Linked DNA regions of Homo sapiens: region 2 is linked to region 1. Evidence: chromatin loops called from intact Hi-C (ENCODE). Cell type or tissue: natural killer cell. All regions are shown on one strand. Each heading gives the region's core, and the rest is flanking DNA. Links, peaks and the distances in the headings are about the cores only. Region 1 has its middle 8.7 kb from the start of ERMP1. Region 2 overlaps BRD10 (bromodomain containing 10).

Evidence for each region. A loop is a pair of places that touch in the nucleus more often than their neighbours do. Peaks named below come from ENCODE experiments on the same cell type or tissue, not always from the same donor. Only the 100,000 strongest peaks of a DNase experiment are listed, where the experiment ranks them.
Region 2: a loop joins it to region 1, with 2.8 times the contacts of the local background. A loop is called at or near these places in 2 of 110 quality-filtered maps.

The regions. Positions count from the first base shown.
Region 1 is chr9:5,837,206-5,846,412 of GRCh38, reverse strand. It overlaps a transcript of ERMP1 not described here. Among named protein-coding and RNA genes, the nearest start is that of ERMP1, 8.7 kb to the right of the region's middle. RefSeq lists enhancers at 1,531-1,650, 1,781-1,900, 4,509-4,658, 6,863-7,007, 6,830-7,124 and cis regulatory regions at 6,940-6,950, 6,631-7,220. In natural killer cell, for the core only: no CTCF peak of the experiment used is centred there; DNase peaks (open chromatin) are centred at 4,462 and 4,962; H3K27ac peaks cover 2,410 bases.
Region 2 is chr9:5,915,974-5,924,677 of GRCh38, reverse strand. BRD10 (bromodomain containing 10) reads left to right here. Exons shown (of 8, transcript NM_001017969.3): 7 at 1-20; 8 at 1,369-5,656. The coding sequence ends at 4,994. Among named protein-coding and RNA genes, the nearest start is that of MLANA, 29 kb to the right of the region's middle. In natural killer cell, for the core only: no CTCF peak of the experiment used is centred there; no DNase peak of the experiment used is centred there; H3K27ac peaks cover 1,398 bases.

The DNA of each region.
Region 1 (9,207 bases), core at 2,445-7,444:
ATGAGGAAACAGCCTCAGAGGGATGAAATGACTTCCTTAAGGTCACACAGCAAATTAGTAGCAGAGCTAGGATTTGAGCCCAGATCTGTGGGCCACTGGGTGGGTGGCGGGGGAGGGGTCTTGCTCTACTTTTGGCAGGCTTCCAGTAAGACTGTCCATCTGGTGCCTTAATAGTGACATGGATGCAGGCTGCTTTTGCTTGCTGTCCCTGGCCTTGCCTCTGGCCTTACCTTTAAGCTGTCCCTAGCTCCCAGAATATTTACCATCTTGCTTCACAAAGTGTGGTTACCTAGTGAGGTAAAGCACAGCATGAACATGAGCAGGGGCTGTGTTAGGGGTGCAGAATCCACCCCACCCAACCTCTCCAGACCCAGATCCCCAGGTAGCACCTAAGCACAAACAAGTTCAAGAAGCACTGACTGGCCACATTTGCCCATCCAGGCCTGCCTGACACTCCAAAGTGGCTTCTTCTCTGCCCTTCTCCCTGACCCAAACACTCCGAGGGCCTGAACAACAGTTACACTAATTGCCTCCCTCCTGGAACTTCCCCTTACACCTGTCCATGGTTCTGTGGCCTCAAAAATACTCCTCAGGCCTACTGAGTTCTCCTCAGTCTCCTCACAAAAATACCCAAAGAGCCCTTAGCAAGGCGTGCTCTCCTGAGGCAAGAGTTGACTCCACTGTCTGCTCTAAGAGGGCACCCTACAACCTCTCTTTGGTGTGATCAAGGAGAACCAATTTGAGTGGTTTCTTTTCTTCACTAGAGAATCTGTGGCAGAAATAACAAAAGACACTGGTAGCAAATGGAAGGGAGTGATGAGGTGGAGTGCAGTTAATCCACAGGCTGGAAGAACTCCAGATAATCTATCGATCGATCAATCAATCAATCAATCAGGAGTTAGTTTTGTGAAAGAAAAAGAGAAGATAACTTGAATAAGTTATTCTCTCTCTCTCTTCATCCTCCTCCCCACTCCCTCAAACTTTAAGAAAGTTACTTTTAATATTATTATTATTTTGAAATGGGGTCTTGCTATGTTGCCCAGGCTGGTCTTGAACTCCTGGTTTCAAGTGATCCTCCCGCCTTGGCCTCCCAAGTAGCTGGGATTATAGGCACAAGCAAAAACACCTGACAAGAAACTTCCTTTTAAGAGCACAGATAATTTGTCAAATCCTCTCAGAGTCACAGGTCAGGGGCATTAAAACTTTAAGAAGAAACAATGATTTATAAAAAAATTAAACCACCACCACCACAACAACAAAAAAAAAAAACACTGAAAGTTTCCCAATGGAAACAAAAACAAAACACGATGATTCAAGTTTTAGGCTCGACAAATGCAAGTTTAAGTTTCAAAGGCCCTATACTGCCCCAAGGAAGAGCTGGCGGGGGTGGGGGGACATTTTCCCCTGTTCGCTTTGGCAGGAAACCAAGCTAAACTACCAGAGGGGCCAGGACACATCCTGCCCTCTGAAGAAAACCACAAGGCTGACATGCTCAAAGCAGCCATAATTTTTGGTAGACCAGTTGGGAAGAATGTGGTATTTGTTGACTTTTGTTTCTGTAGCAGATGGTGACTTTAGAAGACCTGAGGTTCACAACCAGAAAACTTGACTGTCAACTGGAAATATATTTATGGTTTCCTGCAAGGCTGATAAAGTTGAAAAATCCACCCATATATAAACAAAAAGGGGATGAGGAGGGGTGCAGGAGGTATGCCCAGGCTTCTTCCAGAGGAGTTCCTGCTCTTCTGACCAAGCGGCTCCTTGACAGTTCTCCGCAAAGGTGACGGCAGAAGTTTCTCTTTAGTTCTCACAAAGATTGACTGTAATCTTCTCTGCTAGGGCCAGGCGTGGTGGCTCACGCCTGTAATCCCAGCACTTTGGGAGGCCAAGGAGGGTGGGTCACTTGAGCCTAGGGGTTTGAGACCAGCCTGGAAACATGGCAAAACACCATCTCTACTAAAAATACAAAAATTAGCCAGGCATGGTGGTACATGCCTATAATAAGAGCTACTCAGAAGGCTGAGGCACAAGAATCACTTGAACCTGGGAGACAGAGGTTGCAGTGAACTGAAATCGCATCACTGCACTATAGTCTGGGGTGACAGAGCAAGACTCTGTCTTGAAACAAACGAACAAACAAACAAAAAAACACAAAATCTTCTCTGCTAGGCAGCCTGTGGCTACTTGGCCACTTACATCTGAGTCTGGGCAGAAAGAGCTGGAAGGCTGCAGGAAGGAAGTCTCAGGATGTAGGATGTTAGTGTTTTCCAGGACAGGGTGTCTAATTTTAAGAGGAAAGATTTTTTTCCTTACCCCTGGTAAGGAAATGTATGTTTGATTGTAGGTCTGACTGAGATTCTTCTCCCGGAAATGCCATCATACTTCACAGAACATTACCCCTCAAATTAAGTCTGTGCCGGTATTGGCCAGGGGGTGGAGGAGTGCTCGTTATTTTCCATAGCCACGGTTCCAGGATGCACTGCTCTTCCCATCCTTCCTCCCCCCAGGACACACAAGAAGAGTAAATACAGCTGCATATCCCCAGGCTTGGTCTAAAATCCAGGAGGGCTGTAACTCTGCCTTTGAGTTTTACAACCCCGGTGTGTGCAACACTGTCCGTGGTAGGGGATGGGGATGAGAGAGAAGACTCCATTTCAGAACATTTGTTGTAGCAGAGATCTTCGGCTCTGCATCAGCAAAAACTTCAGAAAGCGTTCTGCTACTTATTCACTGTTCCTGCAAAATAAACAAAGCAGTGGCTAGAAGCGGGGAGGGGGGCATTTGACAAGACTGACCTCTCAACTAAGAAGGAGAGAAGAAAGAGACTTGACTGGCTAGCTACATCTGATACATTCTAGCACTATAAACTTTCCCCCAAATCTGGAGATAAGAATCTCATGAATAACCTGATCCCCACTCAGGGAAATATTTTATCTTTAATCAAGTATGTCCTTGAGGGCTTAAAGGTGAGGGCTCAGAGGCTTCAAACTGGCAGCAGGTGGGTGGAATCCAGTTTACACACCTATTTTCTTTGGCACACAAAATGTTCTTCTCTTTTTAAATTTGTTTCCAACATTAACAGAGCAGAAGGTTTCACATAAATATCTGAGTTTCTGTCATTTCTTGAAAAAATAGCAGATTTGGCTGTGCTGAGCCCCAAATTCCGCAGAGCTATGGTTACTGTTACTGATTTAGGTGGAGCCAGGGTTCTAGTTCACGCCAGTCCTTACCACTCCTTCTAACCTTAACCTGACCTGTTTTATTCTATCACCTTATCTGCCCATGTCAGGAAATGGTTGGTAAATGCTCTTTTCTGTTCCCTAAATAAGTCCCAATTACCTTGCTGACATAATAGCACTTTTGAATAACAAGTCTGTTTGTCACTTGGCTTTTTGTATCTGAATCTCTTAATTTGGGCTCACAACTTTGTGGAGCTTCTTAAAGATTAGCCTTATCTCTGGCTAGGATATTAGAATCATGAAGGAATCTGAGAGGGAAAAGGCTTTTAAAACTTTAGGCTATGAATTAAGCGATTTCCTTAGCCTTTTCTAAAGAATCAGCATCTCTGCTACAGATCTGTTTATTGATTTTCTTTAAAAAACGGAGATCAGAAATCCTGATTTAGTACTTTGAATTGCTTGGAAGTAAGAGGCTACTGAAATCCAAGGCACTTATTATCATCACAATTTATAACAGCAACAGAGTAGCAAATGGCTTACTGAAAGTGAACTTGGGGAGGCATTTGTCTCTGGAATTAAGACTTCTTTTTATAGTCTACTTGCTACAGTCAGCTGTGAATAATATACAATTAATAAGTTTGTTTCTGATTGAGGTGAAATTTACATAATATAAAATTGTTTTAAAAGTGAACAACTTTGTGGCATTTAGTACTTTATAATGTTGTGCAAACCACAGCTATCTAGTTCCAAAACATTTTCTTTTTTTCTTTTTTCTTTTCTTTCTTTTTTTTTTTTTTTTGAGACAGTCTCGTTCTGCCTGTCACCCAGGCTGGAGTGCAGTTGAGAGGTGAAGCCGGTTGGGCTTCTGGGTCTGGTGGGGACTTGGAGAACTTCTCTGTCTAGCTAAAGGATTGTAAACACACCAACCAGTGCTCTGTGTCTAGCTAAAGATTTGTAAATGCACCAATCATCACTCTGTAAAAACGGACCAATCAGCACTCTGTAAAATGGACCAATCAGCAGGATGTGGGCGGGGCCAAGTAAGGGAATAAAAGCTGGCCACCCCAGCCAGCAGCTGCAACCTGCTCCAGTCCCCTTGCACTGTGTGGAGGCTTTGTTCTTTCTGTTTTCACAATAAATCTTGCTGCTGCTCACTCTTTGGGTCCGCACTACCTTTATATGCTGTAACGCTCACTGTGAAGGTCTGTGTCTGCAGCTTTACTCCTGAAGTCAGCAAGACCATGAACCCACCAGGAGGAAAAAACAACTCCGGATGCGCCACCTTTAAGAGCTGTAACACTCACTGCGAAGATATGTGGTTTCACTCCTGAAGTCAAGTGAGACCACAAACCCACCACAAGGAAGAAACTCCAGACACACCATCTTTAAGAACTGTCACACTCACCGCGAGGGTCCACAGCTTCATTCTTGAAGTCAGCGAGACCAAGAACTCACCTGAAGGAACCAGTTCCGGACACACATTGGCGCAATCTTGGCTCACTGCAGCCTCTGCCTCCCGGGTTCAAGTGATTCTTGTGCCTCAGCCTCCTGAGTAGCTGGGATTACAGGCACGTGCCACCATGCCCAGCTGCATGTTTTAGTGGAGACAGGTTTCACTATGTTGGCGAGGCTGGTCTTGATCTCCTGACCTCAAGTGATCCACTGGCCTCAGCCTCCCAAAGTGTTGGGATTACAGGTATGAGCCACCACACCTGGCCCCAAAACATTTTCTTCACCCAGAAAGGAAACCCCATACCTTTTAAGCAGTTGATTCCATTCTCGCCTCTGCCCTGTCCGTTCTAACCACCAACCTGTGTTCTGCCTCTATGCAGTTACCTATTCTGGATATTTTAAATGAGTGGAATCAGATAATATGTGACCTGCTGTGTCTGGTGTCTTCCACTTAGCACAATGTTTTCAAGGCTCATCCCATTATAGTACGTATCAGTACTTCATTCCTTTTTGTAGCTGAATCATATTGTGAACAAGTTTTTATAATTTTTTAAAAATAGAGAACCTATTCTTGGTACTTCTGGCTTTCTGCTTATGGATTGCTAATGTACCAAGGGGAACTAAAGACTTGAGATGAGAAAGGATAACAGGTTTTTTTACACCGCCTTTCACAAGAAGGAACTAATAAAGAGGTACATACCTGCAAGGGTATGAATGTTACATTCCTACGGGTAGGGAGAGCAGAACAGTAACACTTAACAATTAAAAAGTTGCCCTTTAAGTAAAATATAAATCAAGTTCGCCTCAGGCTCATGTGACAAGTTGCCTTTCATCAACTTTAAATTAGGTTGCTATGAAAGAACTTGGCTAAGCATTTTCTATTGCCTTTCATCCACCTAGCCAACTACAGAGCAGAGGAGTGATTGGCCTCTGTAATGCCATGCAAATGAAGGTTTTAATGCCATGCAAATGAAGGTTCCAACCACAGAATAATAGCAACAGCTGGCACAGGTCTCCTGATCTAGGGCCTCAGGACAACCCTATTAACCCCACTTCTCAGATGAAGAAACGGGCATAACAAAATTAAGTCATTCGTTGGAGGATACACCGCAGGTTACAGAAGAACATACTGGAGTGCTTTCAGCGCAGCACCCATGCTCTGAACTGCGGCATCGTACTGCCTCTTGCATCCCTATTTTCCAATGTGGTGTGGCAAGGTGCTATGCAGTCTTTCTGGCCCTGGGGGCCGGGGAGGGGCAGTGGGCATGGGTAGGGAGGGAGAAGATGGCAGTGCAGACCTGACATTCATAAAGCTGCAGGAGGGGTGATCTGGCCCAGGATCATCACAGTTGGCCTACATCCTTCTTGGACATGTGAACCCTTGGCTATGGCATGATTTACCATTTTAGCTTATGTAGGAATCACAGATTACAGGATCCTACCTCTAGAGTTGGATGCAGTAGACTCTCCCTCCCTCCCAACCTTCCTCCCTTCCTCCCTTCCTTCCGTTCTCTCTTCTCTCTCTCTCTTTCTTTCTTTTTTGACGAAGTCTCACTCTGTCACCCAGGCTGGAATGCAGTGGTGTCATCACAGCTCGCTGCAATCTCAGCTTCCCAGGTTCGAGTGATTCTCCTGCCTCAGCCTCTTGAGTAGCTGGAATTACAGGCCTGCGCCACCACGCCTGGTTAATTTCTGTATTTTTAGTAGAGACGGGGTTTCACCATGTTGGCCAGGTTGGTCACAAACTCCTGACCTCAAGTGATTCGCCCACCTCAGCCTCCCAAAGTGCTGAGATTACAGGCGTGAGCCACCGTGCCCGGCCTAGACTTTCTGCTTATGGATTGCTAATGTACCAAGTAGGTGGGTAGGACACAGGAGGATGATTTTTTTAGCAAGTCCTCATGTGATTCTCATATTACATGGTCCTCAGACCACACTTTGAGAGATATTTGCCATTTTCCTACAAGATCCATTGTTGTCTCTTTTCTCCTTTGGGCATCTTGGAAAGCAGCAGCTGCAGAGGCTATTTTAGGCCAGTAAAGACCTGAAGAAGGTCATGCAGCCCGAAAGCCAAGTGAAACCGTTCCAGGACACAGCCTGCAAGAGGGCTTCAGGGGGCTGCAGGAGGAGATAGCTACGTAGAGGGGGGCTCAGGAAGTGCTGGGGGTCTCCAGGTGCGCACACCTAGATGTGCTGAGCTCTGGCAATGTAAACTCTCATTAATGTTTTAGTTCACTAAAACAATCGAGTTTCAGCATGGAGCAAATTCACATGAGTCAGTGACTCTCATTCCCAAACTGCTGAGTCACCTCCTGTGTCCTAACTCACCTGCCACTGCAGCCCAGTGGAGAAAGTCAAACAGAGCCCTGGGTGTGTGACCCTCAAATAAATCCCTAGAGACTTCCGGGTTCATGGGTTCTTCTCCTATTGTATGAGGAATGTGCTATGAAGGAGGGAAAAGTAAATTCAAAATCCAAAGCCATTAAAAAGTATATGCACCAATTCTTCTCCCAGGTCACAGACTGAATTTAAAGAACAATGATTAAGTGAAAATTCTCTCAGTTTTTTTTAATTGGTTCAGCAATTGATTAATTACTGAATCTTGACCCTAAACTTTTTAGTCTAGAAATGTGCTTGAGGAATACAGGCTGGAGATCAGCTTTTTGACATTGCATTCCCCTCCTGGATCACATCCATGTTGGAATCAATTTATAAACTGCCTTCCTAAGGCTTAAAATGATGGTGATCTACAGACAAGTGCCTTCCTAGGCACAGGGTTGCTGGAGACTGATGCCAGGCCCATGGCTCTTAAAGGGAACACTGAACTCATGGCAGAAATGGTGGAAAGTAGAGAAATGAATAGAGGGGGAAAATCACCCAGAGATAACCACTGTTATTGCTTTAGTGTTCTTTCCTTTCTTTTATTTACTATTCACTAGTATATTCTTATCTATTTCCATTTTGTGTCTTTTTTTTTTGTTTCTCTTAATATTTATAATGTGAGCATTTCCCTCACGTTATTAAACAGACTTTGGTAAAGTTGTGTTTAATAATATATGACGTTCCAAACTCTGAATGTACTATAATTTATTTAACTCTTATTTTTATATGCTTAAGTCATTTCCATATATTTGATTTTTACAGATGAGTATCCTTTTGCATTTTTTGAAATCACACCTTTGATAGATGTCTACATATGAAATTACTACATCAAAAACCATGAATTCTTCTTCTTCTTCTTTTTTTTTTTTGATACAGGGTTTTGCCCTGTCGCCCAGGCTGGAGTGCAGTGGCGCTATGGCAGCCTTGACCTCCTGGAAGCGATCCTCTCACCTCAGTCTCCCTAGTAGACGGGAGTATAGACATGCACCACCACACCCAGCTAATTTTTTTGGTATTTTTTGTAGAGATGGGGTCTTGCTATGTTGCCCAGGCTGGTCTCAAACTCCTGGACTCAAGTGATTCACCCCCCTCGACCTTCCGAAGTGCTGGAGTTATAGGCATGAGCTACTGCACCCTGCCTGTGAATTCTTTTAAGGCTCCTGGTACATCTTCCATAATTGCTTTCCAGAAAGGTCTTTTCAATATGTAGTCCTCCAGCATCACACAAAAGTGCCTAGAAATAAAATGTTTGCCAAATGTGCATATTATAATTTTAAAAAATAGCTTTTTTCTTTTTTTTTGGAGACACAGTCTCGTTCTATAATCCAGGCTGGAGGGCAGTGCGTGATGTTGGCTCACTGCAAGTCCTGGCCCATGTGCCTTTTGGAATGCCCTTTCTTGCCTCCCACCTCAGCCTCCTGAGTACAGGTGCATGCCACCACACTCAGCTAATATTTTTAGTAGAGATGGGGTTTTACCATGTTTCCCAGGCTGCTCTCGAATTCCTGGCCTCAAGTTATCTGCCTGCCTCAGCCTCCCAAAGTGCTGGGATTATAGGCTGAGCTACTGTGCCCAGTGAAAAAATGCTTTTTCAATGTGATAAAAATGGTCCACATTTTCACATGCATTCCTTTGCTACAAAAAGTGAATGGTTTACATGTTTTTCTATTGAGGCGTTGATATTTTTCTTACCGATTTTTGTGCACGCATGCATATACACACACACACGAACAGAAAGAGTGAGAAAGAATAATGTATATAACACATATTATCCCCTTTTTGAAAAACGTTTTTTGAAAATCATGTCCTCCATTTGTCATTTGACTTTTCATCTTTTTGGTGACTGTTTTTGATGTATAGAAGTTTTTAATTTTGTGTAGCCAATATGTGATTTTTCCCTTTATGATATCTTCCACTTGTCTTTTGATTAAAGAGTCCTTGTACTTTTGAGTCTTGATTATTATAAATATTTAATTATATTCATCTTATTTTTGTACTAGTTAAAAAGTTGTTGATATTTGATTCTGAATTGTACTTGAATATTGTGGGTGTGTGTGGATGTGTGTGTAATATGGTATGAGGTTCTAATTTGATTTTTTTCCCCTAAAGAACCAATTGGCCAGGTGCAGTGGCACACCTATAGTACCAGTTACTTGGGAGGCTAAGGCAGCAGTATTGCTTGAGGTCAGGAGTT
Region 2 (8,704 bases), core at 1-5,000, 81 kb before region 1:
GAAAGATCACTTTGATTCAGGTAAGCATTAAACTTTTTTTTTAAGTCAACACTGAAGGCACAAAGAGAAGTTTTTGTTTGCTGTGAAGGCAAAAGATAATATGGTCAATGAAATATATTGATTAGGGAAATCTGTTATGTTTTGAAGAAGTAGTGTCCACATCCTTATAAGAAGTTTCTACTAGCCTAGGCAACATAGCGAGACCCCATCTCAACAAAAAAATAAATAAAAATTAGCCAGGCATGGTGGTTGCATCCCTGTAGTCCCAGCTATTCAAGAGGTCGAGATAGGAGTATCACTTGAGGCCAGGAATTTAAGGTTACAGTGAGCTGTCCACTGCTTTCTAGACTGGGCAACAGAGCAAAATGCTGTCTCAAAAAAAAAAAAAAGTTTCTTGGAGTCATTATTACATTTCTAGGAGTTTCAGGAGCCAGTAATTGACTGCAAACTGTAGGCCTGTCATTGCCCATTACAAACCACACACCCTTGATCTGTAATCCCTTTGAAATTGGTTCATGCTCTTCTTTTTATTATTAGTATTTTTGAAGCACTGTATCTGAAATTTACTTTAGAAATAGAATTTGACAAGTTCTTAATATTGTGAAGATTATTTTTTCAGGAATTACCATGGTTGATGGCCTAATGAGACCAGAATGAACACATCATTTTAATAAGGATAAAGGGCTGGATTAGATTACCTGTAATTCATTTCAGTTTATCAGATTACGTTATGTAAATCTAGTTTAATGACTTTCTTTGGTTATGTAGAGGTTAATATGGGCAACAGAGTGGTTAGAAATGCATTAACTTATTGTTTTCCATCTTTGGCAAATTAAGAGTAATGTCTTATAAACCTAGTTTGACCGAATATGAACATAAATTTTTTCACTATAAGGATGAACATCAGTAAAAGCTGGATATTTTTTGTCCTTTAGAGTCTCTAGAAATAGAATAGATTGGAGAACCATCTCTCTATGGTATCAAAATGTTCCTAGCTAGAAAAAGAGAACTAGATTCCTTTGCAAATTAAATTCTGAGCCCTGATTGTTTATTTGGGTATTTCTAATGAAACAGTTTTTTGCACTTACACTGGCAGAAGAATTAGCAGAATTCTTGACCAAAAATTTTGACCAAAAAAATTTTCTCAATAATAGGTTTTTCTTGGGCATGGTTATGATATCTAGATTATCATGTCAAAGATGACCTTACCTTTGTCTTCATCAGTGGTGCTAAGGCTTTTGAATCACCCTGCAGTAGATTTCTTAATACACTGCCAGCTCAAAGATTGACTTTCTTTTTTACAGTTGATGTTATTACTATTTAGTTGCTGTTTTATATAAACAAAATGCCCGTTTTTATAATTTTCAGATGATATGAAGTTGTCAGAAATAGATTTTCCTATGGCTAGAAGCAAGCTGTTGAAAAAGGAATTGCCTTCAAAAGACTTACCGAAGACACTGCTTAAAACACTTAAACGACAGTCCAAACAAACTGATTATGTGGATGACAGCACAAAAGAGCTTTCTCCAAGGAAGAAGGCAAAGTTAAGCACAAATGAGACAACAGTTGAGAATCTAGAAAGTGATGTGCAGATTGACTGTTTCAGTGAATCAAAGCATACAGAGCCATCATTTCCAGAGTCATTTGCCTCATTGGATTCAGTACCAGTGTCTACTCTCCAGAAAGGGACCAAACCCATTCAGGCTTTGCTTGCAAAGAATATTGGGAATAAAGTGACCTTAACAAATCAACTGCCTCCTTCCACAGGTAGAAATGCTCTTGCTGTGGAAAAACCAGTTTTATCTCCTCCGGAAGCAAGCCCGATAAAGCCAGCATTGACCTGCCACACCAATACAAAAGGTCCTTTACAAATGGTATACAAAATGCCCTGTGGCCAGTGGTTGCCAATAGATCTTCAAAATAGCTCTGTAAAGATTCAGGTGCAGCCTATGGTGGATCCTAAAACAGGAGAAAAAATCATGCAGCAAGTTCTTATTCTGCCTAAGAATTTTGTGATTCAGCATAAAGAAGGAAAAGCAGTTGCAAAAGAAGTGCCACCACTTCAACAGAAAGGTACAGAACAACATTGTTCATCTTTCCCACAGACAACAAATATAAATTCTTCTTTAGCATCAGTTTTTGTCAACTCACCAGGAACTGTTTCTACCCAACTACCAAATACAGCTTTCAACAAAACAATTACACCTTTATCAAATATAAGTAGTGCTAGACCACAGCCTTTGTCGCCTGTAACCTCTGTAAGTAACTTATTAACACCATCAGTTAAGACTAGCCAGAGTGAGGCAGGAAAAGCCAAGAATGCAGTTTCAGCAGCCACATTCTCCTTGCCCAGTGCTTCACCGACCATTTCCTCCACAGGTCAGCCTCTGTCATCAACAACAACACTAAATGGGTCTACAAATCCTGGTAGTTCCTTCAACTGTTTTGCACAACAGACTGCTGATTCTTCTGAAGCAAAGCAAGAGCTGAAAACTGTGTGCATAAGAGATTCACAGTCAATTCTTGTTAGGACACGAGGTGGGAACACTGGAGTTGTAAAAGTACAGACCAACCCAGATCAAAATTCACCCAATACTGTATCTTCAAGTTCAGTTTTCACTTTTGCTCCTCAGCTGCAGGCATTTCTGGTGCCAAAATCAACAACTTCTTCCTCTGCTTTTTCACCTGTAGCTGGAACAACTACTACATCTAGTCTTTCACCTTTTAGCCAAACACCAACTTCTGTTTCCATTCCAGCTAGCTTTGCCCCATCCATGGGGAAAAATCTCAAACTTACATTAGGCCACACCACTGGCAGTGGTGATTTGGGCCACGTGATAGATAAAACTTCACACATGCCCTCTTCTCCCTTGAAGTCCTCTATTTGTTCTAGTACTCTACTACCATCAACAACAAGTAGTTCGGTAAGTGTAATTAGCATATCAGCAGCAAATTTTGGACAAAACAATGCAAATATTATTCATACTCCAACTAAACAGCAACAAGTAGATTATATCACAAAAAGTTACCCTGTTACAAGGTCAGAAGCAACAGCAGCAACAAATGGAGATGTAATCAGTGGGACTCCAGTTCAGAAACTTATGCTGGTATCAGCTCCATCTATTCTTTCTTCTGGCAATGGAACTGCAATTAATATGACACCTGCGCTGACATCTACAGGTGTTTCTGCCCAGAAATTAGTTTTTATTAATGCCCCAGTTCCTAGTGGTACATCAACCCCAACTCTTGTTGCAGAATCATTAAAACAAACTCTTCCTCCTCCATTGCATAAAGCATATGTTAAGACTCCAGAGCAACCCCAAATAGTACTGATTCCGTCTACAGTGGGCACACCAATAAAAATAAATTCATCACCAGCTGTGTCTCAGATAAAGGATGTGAAAATTGGACTAAACATAGGTCAAGCAATTGTAAATACTTCAGGCACTGTGCCAGCTATACCATCAATTAACATATTACAAAATGTAACCCCAAAAGGAGAAGACAAAAGTAGCAAGGGCTATATTTTGCCATTGTCAACAAGTGGTAATTCAGTTCCAGTAAGCTCAAATTTTGTGAGTCAGAATATTACCCCTGTTAATGAATCAGTGGTTTCTTCAGCAAGAGCAGTAAATGTGCTTTCAGTTACCGGAGCAAATTTATCTTTGGGTTCCTTTCCAGTGACCTCAGCCTCTGCTTCAGCTGGGGCACAACCTCCTGTTTTAGTCAGTGGAAATGATACCTCTTCAAGAATTATGCCTATTTTGTCAAATAGACTTTGCTCATCAAGTCTCGGAAACACTGTGGCTATATCAACTGTGAAAACAGGACACCTTGCATCATCTGTTCTGATTTCAACTACACAACCAGTAGTGTCTCCTAAATGTTTAACATCAGCTTTGCAAATTCCTGTTACGGTTGCCTTACCTACACCTGCGACTACATCCCCTAAAATAATAAACACAGTTCCACATTCGGCAGCAGTACCAGGAGCCACACGTTCTGTATCTATTTCTAAAAGACAATCTCGGACTTCACTCCAGTTCCATTCACCAGGGATTTCAACTACAGTGCCAACAAATGTAAACACAAATAAACCTCAAACTGAATTGTCGTCCCTTTCAACAAGTCCAGGTAAAATAACTAATACGTCCAATTTTGCTTCTCTGCCAAATCAGCAAGCTTTAGTAAAAACCCCCAGTTACAGTTCTGCTCCAGGTGGCACTACCATTCACACGGCTTCGGCACCATCCAATGTAACTAGTCTAGTCGGGAGTCAGTTCAGTGAACCTTGTATTCAGCAAAAAATAGTCATCAATACCAGTACACCTTTGGCACCTGGTACTCAGATTATGATTAACGGAACCCGGTTTATTGTTCCACCACAAGGTCTTGGAGCTGGCAGCCATGTTCTCCTTATATCTACTAATCCAAAATATGGAGCCCCCTTAGTTCTTAACAGTGGCCAAGGCATTCAATCTACACCAATAGATAACTCTGCCCAGAAGATCACACTAGCATCAAATAATTCCTTAAGTGGCCAACCTCTACAACATCCTCTAAGAAGCCCTACAAAATTTATAAACTCTTTTGGGAATGCAAGTTCTATACCCACAGTACATACATCACCACAACTCATAAACACAACTGCTAAGGTTCCTGTTCCACCTCCTGTACCAACAGTATCACTGACTTCAGTAATTAAGTCTCCAGCTACTCTTTTGGCTAAGACATCTTTGGTTTCTGCCATTTGCCCCAGTAATCCTCCACTGCCAAGTAGCACTTCAGTGTTTCATTTGGACCCACCTGTCAAAAAATTGTTGGTTAGCCCAGAAGGAGCCATTTTGAATACCATAAATACTCCAGCATCTAAGGTTTCTTCACTCTCTCCATCTCTCTCTCAGATTGTTGTATCTGCCAGTCGAAGTCCTGCGTCTGTCTTCCCTGCTTTTCAGTCGTCGGGCTTAGAGAAGCCTGACAGAGCTGCATCTTGAATTTAGACTAAAAGAGCCAGTTTTTAAATAATGGGGCATTGTTTTGACTCCCATAAAAATTTTCAATGTTTATTATACTGTTGAAAGCATACTATACATTGTGTGTGTGTGTGTGTGTGTGTGTGTGTGTGTGTGTGTGTTTTAATGTATCTTTTCATTAGCTTGCAACAAGGCTTTGTTTTCTTGGGGAGGGAAAGATCTGTTCCATTTCACTTACTGTTCTGAGGAGGGTTTCAAGGTTCTGTGTTTAAAGTCAGGATTTACCTGTCTGTAGAACATAAAGTGAACAAAGTTTGAATAGTTTAGAGTAAGCTAGCCTTTTGCACATTTACATTGACATGTTTCTTCTTGAATTTGGACTGTTGCAGCATATCTATGATATGGTATTCAGTGTCATTAGTGAAATCTTATTTTTGTTTCTGTAAAAAAAAAAATACATATATATATTTATGCATTGTGAAAAATGCAGTCCATGATGTAAAATTGTACATATTCCAGAATCCCTAACAACCTGTACTAAATATATGTACAAAGAACTATGCTGTCTTATTTATGTTTTGTTTACATAATGTATAGTTTTTTAAGTATTTTAGTAATTTTGGACCAGTGAACTGTTAGCAACAATGCAGAAGAATCTGCATGTAATAAACTGAGTTGCTGTATTTCTTTGTTTGAATACCATTTTTAACGTGTGTTCTTGTTCCATTGAAAGAATACAGGATGTAATTGAAGACAGTCCTTTACAAGAAAGAATTAAGGGTGGGAAATTTGAATTAGAGCTAGCACTTGTACATGGCTTTCCAGCTTACAAATACTACTTTCACTTAAATCTTGTGTTTCAGAAAATGCCTTTTTTTTTTTTTTTTTTGACTCACCTGTTGCCCAGGCTCGAGTGTAGTGGTGCAGTCTCAGCTCACTGCAACCTCCACCTCCTGAGCTCAAGCCATCCTCCCACCTCAGCCCCCCAAGTATTAGGTTGGTGTGTAAGTAATTGTGGTTTTTTTGCCACTAATGCCACTAATGGCAAAAAAAAAAAAAAAAGCCACTAACGGCAAAAAACCACAATTACTTTCTCACTAACCTAATAGCTGGGACTACGGGCATGGGCCACCATGCCTAATTTTTTAATTTTTTGTAGAGATGGTTTCACCATGTTGCTAGGCTGGTCTTGAACTCCTGGTCTCAAGAGATCCACCTACCTTGGCCTCCCAAAGTGCTGGTATTACAGGCATGAGCCACCGCACCCAAGAATATGCCTCGTTTTAAATAAAAGGTAGCTTTTATATTTATTGGATCTTTATATCCATTATCTTGAGCTACTGAACTGTATACTCATCCTTCCATTTATAATGTTGTTAAACTTCATCACATGAAGTTATTGTTGGGGGTTGGAAATGATATGGAAGCATAGGCCTAAAGATTTCCTTTGAGACTACATCAAAGTGTATTTGTTATCAAAGTGGAGAGGGTAGTGAAAATATTCCTAGAAAGTCACTAAAGGCTCTCAGAAACCGCTATTTATGCTCTAAGTACTTTTCCTAGTCATGTTTATGCTCTACTCAAGTCACTCTCCCCGTTTTTCTGTCAGTTAAGAAAGCCCTGGGGAAGTGGGTGATATTTCAAGTGCATTGCATTGCGCATTGATGGTGCTCAACAAATGGCTGTATTTACCTACTCAGCTTTTAAAACAAAATGACCCAAAACTGTTTGCCTTTTGTCTCAGAAGAATTCTCTTAAGCCATTTTAAGAAACTAATTTACTGAATTACCTATGGCCCAACTTTAATCCCAGTGAAGGACCTAAACTAACCACTAAATCTCTCTCTTTTTTTTGAGACGGGGTCTTCTCTGTTGTCCAGGCTGGAGTGCCATGGTGCTATCTCAGCTCACTGCAACCTCTGCCTCCTGGATTCAAGCAATTCTCCCACCTCAGCCTCCTGAGTAGCTGGGATTACAGGTGTGCACCACCATAGCCCAGATAATTTTTGTATTTTTAGTAGAGATGGGGTTTCACCATATTGGTCAGGCTGGTCTCGAACTCCTGACCTCAGGTGATCCGCCCACCTCAGGTGATCTGCCCACCTTGGCCTCCCAAAGTGCTGGGATTATAGGTGTGAGCCACTGCACCCAGCCACTAAATCTCTTCTAACTCCTAAATCCAAAATTCTAATATGACCTTCATAGCTCTGTGTGATCTGGTGAACCTTCGTACTGAAGTCCCCACTTAAAGTTTTAAAAGCTCTTCAGTCTGTTCCTGCCTACCTCTCCAGCTTCATTTCAACCTGTTCTCCCTCTTGTTCACTGTACTCTAATTTTCTTTTAGTTTCTAGAAAATTCAAGACACTTGAAGGTCTTCCCAGATGTCTTCTTTGACCTAATGTTCCATTACAGGTTCTTATTACGTGTTATGTAACTCCCTGTCCTTGTCATACCTCAGCCAGCATTATTATATTGTGCAGTCACTCAGACTGAGAACAACATAGCACTTCTTCAAAACTATAATTACTTGTTTGAAATTATTTAATTTCAGGAACCTTATCAATCATCATCATTATTGTGCCAGCACCTGGCACACTGTATTCAATGTATATTTGTTGAGTAGGTGGGTGACAAATCTAGATAACCTCTTATTTAAGGTCTAGTTTACTTTTTAAAACTAATGCTCCATTTTTTAAACTAGAAATTCGATTAATGGATTTATATCTTCAAAAACCCAAATTCCTTTGCCTCCAGTTTTGTAGGTCATGTGGATTTCTGAGATCGTGGCTAGAGCACAAAGTTAAATTCCTGAATTCATTGTGTTTAGTGTTATTAAGGGTTCTGTAAAGGGCGTCTATAAAGGCATACATGAAAAGGAAGAAACGTCACCACAATGCCACCTGAAAAGATTCATGATACTGGAGAGTCATGTTTTTATACTTAGTATAGAATTAAGCCATTTGGATATCTGTGTTCTGTATCACCTAAAATACTAAGTTAAAAGATGCTGAAATAGCCTGCCTCCTTCTGGTGTGTTAGCACTTCCCTTTCCTCTCATTTCCTATGGTTTTTCCTGCCCTCACAAAAAGTTTTTCCTTTGTGATTAGTTTTATATATATGTTATATATGTTTTATATATGTTTTATATATAGTGATTAGTTTTATATATACATATATATACACACATATGTATATATACACATACATATATATACACACATACATGTGTAATACTAAATAGCTGAAGTCCTGCTCAAGTCCCAAGTCTCCAATTTTATTGGTGTATTTAATAATTAATTGAAATAGTTTTATGATTAAAGTAGTGATAGCTAGAATATGTACACTAAAATCAGTGGAAATGTTTGCTTGATCCAGTAGATCAACCTAAATTTAGAATTTTTTAACATTAAAAGCTTGAGAAAGTGGCAAATTCTGAAAGAGATCTAAGAAATTTGATAGGGATTTTAGTTAGCCAAAGTTACTAAAACTTAGAAATGATAAACAGTTTACCTGAAGTCATTCCAGAAGTAGTTTTGCCATCATCTGAGCTTATTGGCTTATTGTTACTATAATGTTGTCATCTGCCCCAGTTATTCTTACACATTTATTCAGCAAGCATTTACTATCCACAGCATGGTGCTTGAGGCTTAGAAAAGTTGAAGGGTATAGCATAGTTTAGAAGGTTCTTACAACCTGGAGAGAAAATGTGAATGTGAGAAACATATAGTTAAA